Linked DNA regions of Homo sapiens: region 2 is linked to region 1. Evidence: read pairs that join two places in POLR2A ChIA-PET (ENCODE). Cell type or tissue: MCF 10A. All regions are shown on one strand.

Evidence for each region. ChIA-PET counts read pairs that join two places held together with the same protein. Peaks named below come from ENCODE experiments on the same cell type or tissue, not always from the same donor. Only the 100,000 strongest peaks of a DNase experiment are listed, where the experiment ranks them.
Region 2: POLR2A ChIA-PET joins it to region 1 with 5 read pairs; 2 of 35 experiments call an interaction of 5 or more read pairs at or near these places.

Annotation. Positions count from the first base shown.
Region 1 is chr5:9,165,334-9,173,333 of GRCh38, reverse strand. The region is part of intron 11 of SEMA5A (semaphorin 5A); the gene reads left to right. Among named protein-coding and RNA genes, the nearest start is that of MIR4636, 120 kb to the right of the region's middle. In MCF 10A, no CTCF peak of the experiment used is centred here; a DNase peak (open chromatin) is centred at 3,863.
Region 2 is chr5:7,934,621-7,942,620 of GRCh38, reverse strand. No RefSeq gene overlaps it. Among named protein-coding and RNA genes, the nearest start is that of MTRR, 69 kb to the right of the region's middle. In MCF 10A, no CTCF peak of the experiment used is centred here; no DNase peak of the experiment used is centred here.

The sequences.
Region 1 (8,000 bases):
TTATAATTATGTAGCCAGTTATTCTTCTAGACCAAAAAAAAAAAAAAAAAAAAACCGGGTGAAGAAAACAACTTTCCCTGTCTGGAATTTTCTGACTGTAGTAAGTGCAAAATAAATGCTGAATGAATGAGTTATTGGAAAGCAGCAAGCCATCTGTCCCTGTGTGCATTCCTCCTTTCTTCAGATCTTCAACAGTGCCATTTCATTATTTTGACTAATCCCAAAACAGAAACAATATGGAAACAGCAGTAAAGAGCTTTTGAATTTTTTTCCCATTTAAGAGCAATCAACACACGTTTAATAAGTTTCTGACCAAGAGAACACTTATCACCAGATTCTGGATTTTGAAGGCTGTGAAAGCTCAGCTATGTTTGAAAGTTTTAAACCATTTTGAGATTAAAGCATTGTTTAGAAGGGCATTTCTTGCTACCTATAACCACTGTGTTTCAACTGAGTATAGTGAATCTTGTTAAATACATAGTATGTTTCTTTGAGGAATTAAAATTGAGAGAAAGGAAAGGAAAATTTGCTCAAGAAACTGAAGATTTCTTTCTTATAACCAGAAAATATGTATTAAGAATTGTTCTCATGTGTAACTAAAATATTGAGCATTATTGTCTGAAATTAGTAAAAAATCCTTTAAAGTGATCTTCAGTTATGCCAGGTAGAATTTGATTTCTACACACCCAGAACAGTTTAGAGGTTTCTGTAGGCTTCAATTTTCATGTGTTTGTGACAATGATAAAAATTTAGTAATTAATTTTTTGAATGCCCAAGTACAGTTAAGGGATTTTAGTTAAAAAAGTTATGATTTTTAGTATTGAAGTGATCACCAAGATTAATTGTCAGAGTAGAAACTTCATTTAGGCCTTCAATGATGTGATCATTTGATTAATTTTAAAAATCTGACCTTGTCCTTAGCGGAAGAACACTGATTCATAGTGAAAAAAATAGTTTCAACCACAAATGCCTTGATTTGTCCTTGGTAAACTGTCTTTAAATGGCAATCGTCACAAGGAACTGCTGCTCTTTGAGTTAAACTATAATCTTCCTTCAATTAGAAATCATATTGATTACACGGTGTTGGCATTTTTAATATCTCTAGGCAGCATTCATTTCTCTGTGCACGGATTGGATAATAGCCAGTTGTCTGGGGCTTTATGGAGTTGCTGACCTGCAGTGACTCACCTGGCAGCTTGTCTGTGGGACCCTCTAACACTTAACCTGCACTTCTAGTTCCCTAGATTCTGGAGTTTTCCAGCCTTGGAGTCAGGGCATGCCAGGAGCTCGGGGGCCCAGGCTCAATGCTACCTCATCTTTGTCCTGGCTCAGCTCTGACCTTTCACCCAGTTTGAGTGACCTGGCCTTTGACATCTTCTCAAGTGATCAGTTCTTTGCTCTGGTGTCTGAGCTTTGTCCTGTGTCCTAGGACATATCCCCATCTCAGAATTAGAGCCGTTTCTGTGCCCTGTAAGTTGGTGCCCGCTCCCTCTCGTCCCATCTCCAGGCACTGACCTCTCATCCTCCAGGTCTTCTGACTCTTGCTGTCTGACTGGAACCCTTGCCGCAGCCTGTGTGTTTAGCTGGAGGACATATATCTAGTGTTGGAACCCGGCTCCCTCTCAGCCATCTACATCCCAGTTAGGGAAAGCAATGAATTGGTTAAGACTCATGATTTTCCTGCTGCCCAATAAGAACTGGCCTGAGATTCCTCATAGATCATAAATAAATCTGCACCCATGAAAAGATTTGGGGAGTCTCACTGGAAAGTCAATGGAAGCTGGAGAGCTGGGGGCCCTGGACTCTGCATCATTAGCGTGGAGCATGTTTAGTGACTGAATCTTTCAGCTTGTCGTCTCGACCATGAGTCCCAATTTAAAACAATTTTTCTCCAAACTGATGTTTAAGAAAACTTGTCACTCCTGCCCCTCAGATGCCAACTGGGCCTTTCCTGCCCTCCAGATGTTTGCTGTTTGCTTTCATATTTCAGACTCTCAATTTCCTGCCTAGGAAGTCCACAGCCCTCCCCATCATTTCTGTTACCAATCCTTGGGCTTATGCTCACCAGATCCTGTTGATATTCAGGGTGAATGAATTTCTCTCACTGTCAAACACCAACTCAACCCCTTCCCCAGAGCGTGTTTTAAAAGAAAAAAAAGGACAGAATTGTGTGAGTTGAATAGATTATGGGAGGACCTGTGTTCACAAGGAAGGATTGATGGAGGTGTAGGCATCTTTTTGCCATCATTCTAGTTTTTCACTCTCACCCCTTTTCTTTCACTTTTTCTGTTTCTTTCAGGAGGATAGCAGAGGAATTCCAACCCCTCTCCCATATGGAGCCCCTTCTTCTCTCAGCTCTTTTGACCCAACCAATATGTAGGTCTGGGGGCGAGGAAGGAGGAGAGTGTAGGCTTCATGTCAAACTCTGTACAGGGCACCACCCAAAGGATGGCTGGAAACTCCCCAGTAGGACTGTTGGTGAATGAAAGGGTCTCCTTTATCATATACTTGTCTTGGTCCTGGCTGCTATAAAAAACTACTGTCGACTGGGTGATTTAGAAACAACAGAAATGTATTTCTCATAGTGCTGGGGGATGAAAAGCCATGAAATCAGGATGCCAGCATGCTTGGGTTCTCATGAGGACCCTTTTCTGGCTTATAATTAGCTACCTTCTCCCTGTGCCCTCACAGGGGAAAGAGACAAGGCAGGGCTCTGAGACCTATTTTATAAGGGCATGAATCCCATTCATGAGGGCTCCACCCTCATGACCTAATCACTTCCCAAAGCCCCCCACCTCCAAATATGACCACGTTGGGACTTAGGATTTCAACCTCTAAATCTGGGGGTAGGGGGGCACAAATATTCAGCCTATTTCAATATGCATGTCCTGTCTCTCATTTTTTAATGTAGACTTAATATATTTGCATCTAAGAGTAGGTTCCTATAACATGTACATGTTGGGTAGTGGAGTATGGCACAAAGTACTAGTGACATGCATGGGTATCTACTTCAAAATAAGTTCACAAAAGTCAAGAATTGTATTGGGTATCAAAGTTTCACATGTATTTTTCATTCCACATTTCTTGCAAATGAGTCACCCATGTTCATGCACACAGCTGAGGTTCCTCCACCCTACCAGGCTGGACATGGAAGGTAGGACACTGAAGCATTTGAAAGCCCTCAGAATGCACAGACCCTGTTCATACTTAGGCTAGAAAAGGGGGGCATTGTCACTCCTGACTTGTTAATTCATATGCACCATTAACTGTGGCTCACACCTCCCAGATGGAATACTGACAGTGAAAATAATTCCCTGCAAGTAACACTTTCCCTCGGGTGAAGGAAATCAGTGGACATTGAGCCCAGTATCCAAACATCAGAAAACCTTTGGAAGTTGATATTTTTGTAGCAAGAGCAGCTAAGCCAGAATATGACCCAAATAAGTTCTTAATAAATATTCACCTAATGAGCAAATGAACTAATGAGTATTTGTGTCCTAGGGCAAATAGTTGGTAGTTCTGAGTGGGTAATTATCATGAGGGCAGTGTCATTTGAGTGGCCCATCACAGACCTGAGCAGCCTGGAGGCCCTTCCTTGTCATGAAGCAGCTGAAGGAATAGTCAGTCCTGACTAGAGGCCACACCAAAGTTGCTCTATGTGTTGAAGGGAGAGGAGAGTGGGAGAGCGTCTGACTATGCCAGGGTTTTATTTGTTCAAGAGCAGATGGAAAATGATAGAAGAATGTCAGGTGAGCAAGCCCATCTTGGCCAAATGTGTCCTTTGCATCACGTGAACATTACACAGTTCTGCTCCTAGAAGGAAAGTCCAGTTAGTAAGTACTAAACAAGGGTGTGACACGTTTACATGCCGTGGCTATCATCCAACTATCTGAACAAAGCCAAACTCATTATATATGTATTACTCCATGACTAATAAGCAAGCATGGAGAGAGGACACATTACTTACTGTGTGAGATTCAAGATATAGGAGAAACTTAAGAGGTGGTTATTATGGGTTTTTAAAAAATACAAAGTGTATATATTTGAGGTCTGCAACTTGATTCAATATGCGAACACATTGTGAAATCATCACCACAATCAAGTTAATTAACATACCCAGGAGGTCACACAGTTACCCTTTTCTTTGTTCTTTCTTTTCCTGCTTGCTTGCTTTTTTCTTGTGGTAAGGACACTTAAAATCTACTCTCTTGGCAAATTTCAACTGTAAAGTACAGCATTGTTAGCTATAGTCTCCGTGCTGTACATTAGACCCCCAGGATTTTTTCATCTTTTCTAACTCAAATACTTCATCCTTAACTTTAAGGAGGTTCCAGTTTTGGCAGAGGGGTCTGAGTCTTGTGATGTCATTAAGGAATGACTCAAATGTGTGTTAAATGTAACTCTTTGGGTAATGGTTAATGCACTATGATTTTAGAACAAGAATGAGATTAATATATGAATAAAGTACTTAGAAAGGGATCAAGCCACAGCAACATGGCCTGGAGGAGCATTTAAGCCTTTGTTCCAGGGGCATTTGAGTCAAATATTCCCTCCACCTCTTGTAAGCTGGGTGCTGTCAGAAAATGAGGAAGCCTCTGCGAGCCTCAGATTTTGCATCTGTCAAGCAAGAATCACACTATTTATCATGCATTAAATTGGAAGCAGTGTACATCCAGCCCCTGTCACTCACAGGTTGAAGGTAGTATCCCTGCCCATTGGTTTTTTCCTGTAGCAGTTTTAATATATGGAAAGAAGAGCTTCTGAGATGGAGGGAGGCCCTTGGCCGTGGCATCCTCCTCCCCCTCACCCACATGGTAACAATGATGAAGACACATAAAGTGCTTCCCTTGACCTTGGCACCATGCTAAGCCCTTTACATAAGGGCTCCTGGCAGTTAAAGAATAGTCAAGACTCAAAGCTCCTTCATCACTGACCTCACTGTTGGCATCTGGTGATATGGACTAAAAACAGCCCCTTATTGTTGGTCAAATCCTAGATCCTTTGAGTTAGAGTCACCTAGAATGTTTGTTAATGATTGACGATGGTCCTCAGGCCCACTGCAGACCTCCCAAATCACGGTCTCAGGGATGCACCTGGAAGGTCCATCTCAGGCTTCTCCCTGAGTAGCTTCTCTAGTCATAAAGCTTGGGAACCACTCTGCTGTACTTACGGCTCTCCTCCTGTCACACCTTCCTTTTCAGATCCCCACCCCACTCCATCTCACTTCAGCTTCTCACCTCTTGGGCAACTTTCAGTGGAGTGGGCAGTGAGAGGGGTGCATAGGAAGTTAGGAGTGACCTGTGTGCTCTGGACACCTATAGAATTTTTAACATGGTTATTCTGCTATTTCTTGGCAATAACCAGGAAAATTGAAAGACATATTTCCACCTTGAGCTTAAAGATTGACTTCTGAGGCATGATTCTAGAATTGTGAAATCCTCATATGTTCATTCACTAAGACTCAACTGACGGCCTACTGTATCCCGAGAGCATGACGGTGGTCATGAATAAGGATAAGGCTCAGCATATCACACCAAGGAAAGCTTATGTCCCATAAAAGATGGACATTTATTCTTTGGTTTGACTTAATGCACTATCTTAGTTGAAGGAAGAATACCTTCCATAAGCACACAGACTTTGGAAAAACTGAGCTGGCCTGGGAGGTGAGAAAAGGTTCCCACTCCACCCGGACCAGAGGCCTGAGAGCTGGCTCTTGGGGGATGGGGAGATGGCTGCCTGGTGGAGAGGGCACAGAATATGCAAAGCATGCAGATCTAGAAAGTCCTGGGGTGTTCTGGAAAGGGGGAGACATTGAAATGAGCTGCAATTGTGGGTGAAGAGATAGGAGATGAAGCTGAACAGTAGGATAGTCATATTGACTATTCCATCCTAGCCAGTGGATTCAGGATTTCAGGTGCATGGACAGATTTGATACAAAGGGGAGACATTGAGTTTCCAGTTTTGGGTATACTGAGTTCTAGTTGCATGCGGTACGCCTGAGAGTTGGTTGGAAATCCTTCTTTGAAGCCAGAGAGGAAGGTTTAGGTCAGTAATGGCAGCCTCAGGTTTTCTTTGAAATCATAGAAATGGATAAGACAGTGCCTAAAGAAAGCTCATAACGAGCTAACAAACAGCTTGGAACATCAGGCACTAGTCGTAATTGGTGTAATGTAGCCACTGAGAAAAATGACAAAATAATTTTCTTATTCCACTGAGTAAGAGAGCTCTCTTTTTTTCCTTTAGAATTAATGTTTCAAAAGTGCAAAAGTGCTTAGCATAGATTTTTCTCAACCATCTCAATTGACAACTAATGGGACCAGACACAGTATAAATTTCACCACTGGGGGCTAGAGGGTAATTTAGACTCTGGATGCCTGCCTGGTGACTGTCAGAGAAGGGCTGCCAACCTTACCAACTGGGTGGTTGTTTTGTAATTTAGATACAATAAATCTAAGGCAAGTAATTTCCTTTCAGAAACTTGAATTGCTTCCTTAACAGAATGATTGGAGTTATATTTAAGCTGTGGGTTAGATGAGAGTTTAGAAAGGATACCCAGAGGGCTCTATTAATTGCACTCTTGTTTTAAAAGTAATATGGTTTTTATTCACAGGAAATGCAGTGGTAAATTTCCTATAAGCGCTGGCTTATGATTTAGGGTACTGCAAGGAGCTTTTGAGGTTTTGTTCAGCAAGGCAGCCAAAGCAGCTGTAAAAGAGTTGTCATTTCTCCTCCTGGCATATGTACAGTGAGTAGTGGTGGAGCAGGGATCTTGCTGATTTTAGACAAAACTTGAATAGGACTTATCATTTACAAGCTAAACATTAATAAGAAAAGAATAGCAGCAAACTCTTATACAACGTGTCCTGTGTACCAGGTACCATCCAAACAAACATACAGTTAAACTCACTTAGTGGCCGCCGACCCTGTGAGCTGGGCACTGGGGAGAAGGCAACAGAGATATGAGGGATCTGCGCTCGGTCACACGGCCTGTGATTGTGGGAGCCTGGAGTTTAACCTGGGCTGTTGTGCCCCAGAGGCCACACAATGAACATGTCTCTGCTTGAGCACCTACTATGTGCCAGGCTTTGTTCTGGAAACCAACAGGGTCACAGTGAACAAGGCAGGCTGCATCCCCTAGTGCCGGGTCTCCAGAACTTACATGCAGAGGGTCAGGCTATGAGAATATGGTTTAAAATATTAATACTTTGTGATTTTAAAATTTTGCTTTTAATTTATGACCAGGAAAGTTTAAACCGACTGACTATCCTTTTCAGGGAAAAAATAAGCCATTAGTTGAATCTGGTAACTGAGTGAATTAAATTCTCCTTTTCAAGCATACACTAGCCAAGAAGACCTTTTTTTCTTCTCTGAATTCTCCTTTTCTATATAAATGTAATATTGAGCTCCCAGTGCCAAGACCAATTTAATTCATTTGCTCGTTTACAAGTTAAGAGAAAGAACTTTCCTTAACATATTAGCTGTCTGCTGCTTTGGGATAATGACCAGCTGAATTGATGAACTTTATATAATGATCTGTTGCCATGGTGACGAGCTGCCCAGTGAGTGGAAGCGGGTATTTCATCATTACCTCGCTGATAATGCTTGGTATGGTAACACATACAAATACAAAAGCTTTTCTTTTACTCTGCAGTGACTCTGGGTCGATGAGCCAAACACTAGAAATGCCTCTTGGACATAGCGGCAGAGAATCAAATAGAATCCAAATGCACAACTGGAAATAAACTAATTTAGCTTCCCAGGTTAGTGGCCTCCTTGTCCACATGAATCTCCAGCCTTGTCACAAGTGACCATTGTCAGGGGTGCCACTTGTCTTCCTCACACGTTTAATTTCTCTATTGGATTCAGCACACTGAAGGCTGAATAATTTTAAAAATACCTTAAACTATAACAAAAGTTACAGAATTAATAAAAAGAGAATGGAATCCAGATAATAGATTTCACCATCCAATGCTTTGCAATAATCTATTTTTATATCACAT
Region 2 (8,000 bases), 1.2 Mb after region 1:
TAAAATGTAAACGATCTCAAAGACCTGAGTTCCCCTCAAAGATCAAATCGCTTAAGAAATTACACTGCTCCTAGTTACCCATTCACTCCCCTTCCAGGCTTCCCAGGGCACAGGAGGTCCACACTGGTGGTGTAATTCTGGCCATGGTGTAACAGTAAATGTAGGGTCTCTGTTTTTCTAACTGTATTGTGAACTTCTTGAAGGCAGATCATTGGAATCTTTTACTTCCTTGTATCAACACTGCATCTCCTGAATTACTAAAAGTTTGTGGGTTTAAATGGACTCTGCCATTTCTTGGCATACTCCAAGCTAGAAGCAGTGAGTGTTTCAGCATCTCTCAGCATGGTTAAGGTGGCAGAACCAGATGTAAGATCATATTTTCAGTTCACGTTGAGACTTGCATATGTGACTCCATTTGCACTGCTCCAGGCATTTGGCTGGCACGAGTTCGTTTTCAAATTTCCCCAAATTTATTCAGGTCAAAAAACCACTCAAATGCAGAGCCAGGCAAGGACCTTATAATTGATGAGGGCTGGTCTTGCTCCAAGCATTTGGCCTTTTTGTTCTATATTATTCTTTCCTTAAAACAACTTCAATTTCTCTGCCTGTCTCTAACCACAGATGTACATTTCCCAGGTGCTGCCCTGTGCTGTCCCCAGTGAGGTCCAGAGCTTCTCCTGGGAGGCTGAATGGATGGATAATGCCCGGCCTGGCCCCAGCTTAGAGGATGCCTCTCAAGTGCACTGATGCGTGCATGATTATTTTGCAATGTAATCCTGTTCCCTGGATTACAGCTGGGTTTCAGGGAGCTTTCTATTCTTTCCCTTGGTTCCCTCTGGCATAAACAGCACTGTGCTCTCACATTTGGCTACCCTGAAACCTGTTCCTTCTCCCAGCCATTAGAAAGGAATTGATATACTCAGTCGCTCCAACTGCTAACCTTTATACTCTAGGAGCTGGTTGTAGAATTAGAGACCGCTTTCCTCTCACAGACCTTTGTAAATGCTCTTGCCTATCACCTTATGTATGGATCACATATTTTGTCTCTTGTGAGGGAGTTAACAAAAGCCTTTCAAATCTAGAAAATATTGCATGCCTATATAAATCATGTCTCCTGAGCTTCCTTTAGCCACTTTTATATCAACTTCAAAAGTTTAGGAATATATTAGTTTTATAAAAATCAGCATTCTCAATTTTTTATTTTTATTGAATCTCTGTTGGCTAAGGATTTACTTGGGGTTTCTTTGTTCCTTTCCTTTGTCCCCACTATATTAGAGGCCAAAATTAATCAGGTCCACTGGAATCATACTCATCCTAGACTCTCCTTTCTTTTTCAGCATTCCATTCCTCACTGGATTTACAATTCTCATACAAAACCTGAGTGACATCTTTGGACGCCTTTCATCAGGATCTATAGTGCAATTACCAGGAAGTCTATATGTTGGTCCCTGGAGTTTATTCAAAAAGTAATACCTGTATTTTAGATGGACATCTGGTCACCCCAGGACATAGCTCCAATGTTTCACAGACCAGCTCTCATGCCTGATCATATCTACAATAGTGAGGACCCATCTTGGGGTAAAAGTTTAAGAGTTCTACTCAATTTTTTATCTAAGGTCATGGAGTTCAAATTTCACTAAGGAAGATTAGGCACTAGGAGCTACTTAATTAGGAAATATCCATCACAGCTCAGATTACCCTCCCTGCAGCCTATGTGTCAGGCAGACTTGTCCAGCAGGCAGTAACTTTTGCACTGGAGCTGCCCTTAGCACAGATGTGGGAGGAGGTCTGTAGCCTTCCTCACTACAGTCTCTGTCTCTGGCAGAGTCAGCATGCATGGTTGATTCCACATTGTGCTATCGCAGCTGGAGAAGATGTAGGAAAAGACACATGCATGCTGGACCGCTCTAGAAGGAGCTGCTGTCCATGATTGAAGCCTCCAGAGGAGGAGGCTCAGGTTCAAGTTTGTGGGCTAATCAAAGTGGACCATGATGGCCCCACGGCTGTCCACATGTCCTGACTTGATGGTGCTTGGGCACAGGTATCACAAGTCCTGAATGGCTTAGGTGAATCTCCTCTGCTCCTCCCATCCTCCCAAATCAGATTCCTCGTTCCAGCCTTGCCAAGAAATGCATCAGCATCCACAGGGCCATTACTGCTACTCTTCTGCTCTTCTGGGAGTTGAGTAAAAGAGCAAATCATGAAAAAAACAGAAGGAAAATGTTTTGCCTGGAATGTTTCTGGGAGGAGGCACCCCTGAGAGTACAAGGTTTAATTTAGACTGTATCTTTTGACCCCAATAGGTCAGGAGAGCCTTATGAAAAAGGTGATGCATTCTCAGTTTTCATTCCCAATCCGATGACCATAGACAGCTTAGACTGCAGTGACCTACTACAAAGCCATTCATTCACTTCAATACTGGCAATACAAAGGTGAGAGGGCCAGGCAAGAGAGGAGGGGGACAGCAAGGATTGTAGGGCAAGAGTGAGGGCTTTGAAGGACTGCGGGGGTTAGGGAGGTGATAACCTCTGAACAGCCATGTGGATGGTGAGCAGTAGAATGAGCTACATGACATCTGGGAGCCCTGAGCTCTGGGAACTCACTGGATGTGTATTTTGTCCCCATCAGTGGCCACCACCCAGCTCAGAACCCCTGCCCATTTCCTTCACCACCTTCCAGATGCAGCTTCCTCCACCTTATCACCCTCCCCTCCCACTGGCCAAAACCCTGAAGGGGCTATATCAACATATATATATATATAAAACACTCCTATATTCTATCAACAATAAACTGCAAATGAAAGAAAGGGAAAAAGGAAGGAAGGAAGGAAGGAAGGATGGATAAAGTCTACAAACTCTTTAAAATTACTGCTTATATCATGGGAAAATGCCAATGTCTGTTTTGACATATTTTTAGAACTGGCAGACTAATTTGCTTAGCAGTTTTCTACTAGGAATTGATGATATTTGAAATGTTGGATAAGAACAATAAAGCTGTGTTTTCTGTAGCTTGACTCAACACACAAAAATGGAAAATGTTAAGATATTTAAATTCTGATGGATGGGCTTGGGTTTTCTGACTTAATGGTGTGAAGTACAAAATGTCATATAATTAATGCATTGAGATTTTTAAATTATAGAAATTTTCAGGATTTATAGCATCTCTTATAATTTAAAACATTTATGATCAAGTCAAACACAACCACTTCATCTAAAAGCAAAAGTTATGAGACCTATAGAAATATCACATAATGTTAACCTATAAGAGCTAAATATAAAAGTGTTCCCAACTCTCCTTGTTTTCTTGTGTAAAACAGGCCTAAAATCTCTCAATCTATTTTTTTATCATTTTAGTAGATAAATTTACTATTTTAAACTTTTTAGGAGAAAACTTGTACAGAAAACCCAAATCTTTCTTTGGGAACTCAGATACGGGCTCCAGAGCTCCAGAGGACATGCCCATGTTTCTATCTGGAAAGCCTTTGAGCCATCACCAAAATTGAGAAAGACAAAACTACTGGTTTGTTGAAAAAAGTCCAGGAGTAGGTGCTGCATATTTGAGAAAGAAAAACAGAATAACTGAAATCTTGCATGCATTGAACAAGCTAAAAAAAGTTACTCTTGAGCTTATTTGAATCCTTTCTGTTTATTACCCATCTCTCTCCCCTGGGCTAGAAACAAGAAGAACCTCTTCCTTCAGCATTCTGACAACCTTTCCAACTCTCTCCCCTGTCCAGTTCTCCCCCTTCTCAGAGACATGCTGTCCCGTGAGTCCACAGCTCTCCTTTACAGAAACCTTAAGAGCTCTGCAATGCCCGGAATTATGTTATCATTTCCTGGTTCTAACTATGATTTCCGGGGTACAGTGAGAGCTTCATGTTTCCACGAGGAAGTTTATGCAAAACCAATTAATCAGAGAAAAGTAATTTCAGATTCTATTTGTATGTGTCCTATAGAAAATAATAAATCAACTATATTCCAGAAAAATAAAACTGGTCCAGATATTACCTTAAGAATGATTTCCTCTTATATTTGACTTTTTACAGTGATGCAGTGAGTGCATGCAACCATTTTTGCTATCCTGAATAAGCTGGGCTACAGGTGAAAATTTAAATGGAAACTTACATTACGTATTTCAAGTAGGTACAGACAGACATTTTAGATTATATTTCAAATTTTATTTAGGAAAAAATGAAGCAGATTCTATAAAAATTTACCTATAAAAGCATCATATGAAACCATCATTTCAGAATATAGATCACTAGAGTTGCAAAGGAAGTTTCAAAAAAAAAAAAGTTGCCCAAAAGCAAATTGTGTCAGGACACACTTCTTCATCCCAATTCACCTCTAAACTCACAGAAAAAAAGTGTAAGCTGTTATTCAAATTCTTCAAAATGTCAATATTTTATTATTTAGAGTTTAAGATACAGTTTAATCACTGTAATATGCTTGCTTCATTAGCTCATATAGCTGTGCGTTTGGGCATTTTCTTTTCTTTTTGCCTTCATTTCAAGAGGGCCTTAGTAAACACACATGGATGTATGAGTGTACATATATTTTTTAAGGGATTATGAATATTGAAATAAGGCTCTCACTCAATGGAGTGATTTTCCTTAGTCAGACATGTTTGTGTTGTGTGTGCTGATTGATAGCAGGAATTCATTCAAAACAAAACAAGTTTATGCGAAAAAGAAGAATTCAGTGTGCTGGAGAGAGGGTGACTATAACCCAACTCAATACATCATTCCTCAAGAGGATCTGTGTATTTGTCCATTCTTGCATTGCTATAAGGAAATACCTGAGGCTGTGTAATTTATAAAGAAAAGAGGTTTAATTGGCTCACATCTCTGCAGGCTGTACAGGAAACATAGCGGCCTCTGCTTCCAGGGAGGCCTCAGGAAACTTATAATCATGGTGGAAGGAGAAGGGGAAATAGGCATATCTTTTTTTTTTTTTTTTTTTTTTTTGAGACGGAGTCTCGCTCTGTCTCCCAGGCTAGAGTGCAGTGGCACGATCTCGGCTCACTGCAAGCTCCATCTCCCGGGTTCACGGCATTCTCCCGCCTCAGCCTCCCGAGTAGCTGGGACTACAGGCGCCCACCACCACGCCCGGAAAATGTTTTTGTATTTTTAGTAGAGACAGGGTTTCACCATGTTAGCCAGGATGGTCTCGATCTCCTGACCTTGTGGTCTGCCCACCTTGGCTTCCCAAAGTGATGGGATGGAAGTAGGCATACCTTACATGGTCAGAGCAGGAGTAAGAGAGAGAGCAGGGAGCCACACACTTTTAAATAACCAGAGCTCCTGAGAGCCCCATCATGAGAACAGCACCAAGGGATTCATGAAGGACCCTCCCCCGCAACAATGATCCAGTCATCTCCCACCAGGCCCCAGGTCCAACCTTGGGGATTACAATTTGACACGAGATTTGGTGGGGACACAGAGCCAAACCATATCAATTTGACACCAACTCCTTATAAATAGAAAACCTGGCCAGCTTACCCTGTCACGCATTTCCTATTGCCATGGACATCACACATTTATCAAGGGTTGAATTTGGCTTTAGAGAACATCCGATGACAAAATGAAACAATTGTAAAGAGTTACATCACAAAATAGGGAACAGAGATTTAACACAGGAAGAGGCATTTAGAATGTCATGATATCTTCAGAAGTCACACGAAGTGGTATAACACAAGGGTGTTGTCACACATCTCAAAGAATTCTACATTAGACTGAATATACACATATTTTTGCAGGTGATATAGAGTTTCAGTGTTGAATCTAGATGCTCAGATTGAAGCTTAGTGTACTACCTTTAACAGTGCCTAAGTTCAAGTTTTATGTCGGTCAACAGTCACCGTACTGGGAGAAAGCAAAACTAAGGGTGAGCTCTTCTGTAAACTTGTGAAGCAGTTTGAAATTGACTTTAAAAAGTAAAAATCAGGCAATGTTCTAGGTGACTCTCATTTAGCCCTGCACCATATCTGTGCCAGCTGTCACCACCTGTGCCTGCTTTCTTCTGTACCTATGGACTTGTCTGAAGAGAAACAGTAACACATTCCAATTTCCATAGGCGTCATGCTGACATTCCTAGTGTAAAACACTGCAGTGGTTTTGGAAGTTGTTTGTTTATTCATTTGTTTGTTTTGGGAAGGTGTAAAATTAGAGTGACATCATATTCTGGGATGCTGAATACTGGATTAACCTGCTGTAACTAAATTCTAAGTACCCCCTGCAGCTCTTCTGGCACTACGGTGGAGAGTGCTGATGCGTTCATTGTTCATTTTCTATTCTGAATTCAAAGAGAATTATAAAATCAATTTTCTTTAAAGTACATCCAGTCAATCCTCTGCTTCTAATTGAAACCAGTAACATCCAGGTGAAATGATAAACCATCACCTTAAACAGGCACTAGCAAATTCTTGTAGGAAGTTGAGCTGTCTACACTTACAGAGATGAAAGCCAGCAATGTGATCTTCTTAGCAACAGGTTAGAAGGAAAGTCTGGATTTTCCAGAATCCAGATCTCCCTTCTATCTTGTGACTCTTTATCTAACACTGAGACATTTTACGTGTTTCACGTTACATAGCATTAAATTGCCAAACAGTTGAGAAGGAAAGGGAGCACATTTGAACTGCTGACCTCTGATTACTAATTAAATAAGAGGTGGAATACAATTTCTTGTCTGACCTACATTTTAGTTTAATAAATATCATAGAGTGGTTTTTTGCCACTAGCATTGCGAAAAGAATTTGTACTACTTTTCTCTTTTTTCGTGAAAGTGTTCTTGACTAGCTAGCTTTATCTTGTCAACATAGTACAATAAGTTTATCTGAGCTAGATCTGATATCAACTCTTATCATGAGTAATAAGCTTGATTTTTTAGTGGATGAGCTAATATGATCTTTAGAACAGACTATATGAAATGACATTTACTAGTAACTGTGCAGTTGATATCAGTCTCTAAATTAAGTTTCTATTAATCTCTAAGCCACTTTTCTACATGAACCATATTTTCAGGAGAGAGCAGGTTTTTATTCCTGATGTTTTTATATCAAATTTCTGAAAATAAACTATAGTAAAATTGAATAAAACATTGTTCCATCTGCTCAGAGAAATGTATAATTCATTTTAATATTAAGCTCATTTTAAAAAGTGTATAAAATATTGCTATTTTAGAAATCACTGCCAATACTTCGACATTGCAGAGAGGCAATCAGGCTGGGAGAATGCATCACCTTCATTGTTTTTCAGTATCCAAAAAGAAGAGAGTTAGGATTAGAACAAAAATTTACAGTTTCAAAGCAGATAATTTGAATGCTTTAGTTCAGTATTTATTGAGTTACAAAAATTTCTTAAATCAACTATAAATCTATTACTATTCATGGCCTGGATGGAGAAGCACAGCAGAAATAAATTCTAAAATAGTGCCCTGTCTGCAAATATTGTATCCAACATGACAATGCATTGTCCAATATTTAACATTACGGTCTGTGCATTTCTCAGGTCAAAGTGAATATTACCCTATTTCTCCCATTTCACACCCACTGATCAGAGAAGCAGGGGACTCAGAATGTTTTTCTGGTGTCTGACATAGATAATCTGCTGATTGGTAATCAAATATTGACTATGTTGTGTCCAGAGAAATCACCAAGTACACCATCAACAAATAGATGTACTGGACAGAACCAATGCAATCATTTTAAAAAGAATGACAAAGTTTTTGCACATGAGTTGATTTAAGGTTGCCATTGGAATACTCTACTTATGCAGAAATGTACTACTAGAGCTATGGGATTAAAGTATGAGCCCCCCCAAATGGAGAACAACTGCTTTGAGTCAGACGCAGTTCATTGTATCTGCTAGTGGTACCTGTTACCTGCTGTTTTGCACCCCATAACCATCTTTTGAGGCAGAAATGCTGAACTCAGGTAAAAGCAATAAAGATACTCTAAAAATTCGTGCACACACACACAAAAAAACATGGAACTGTAAAAGA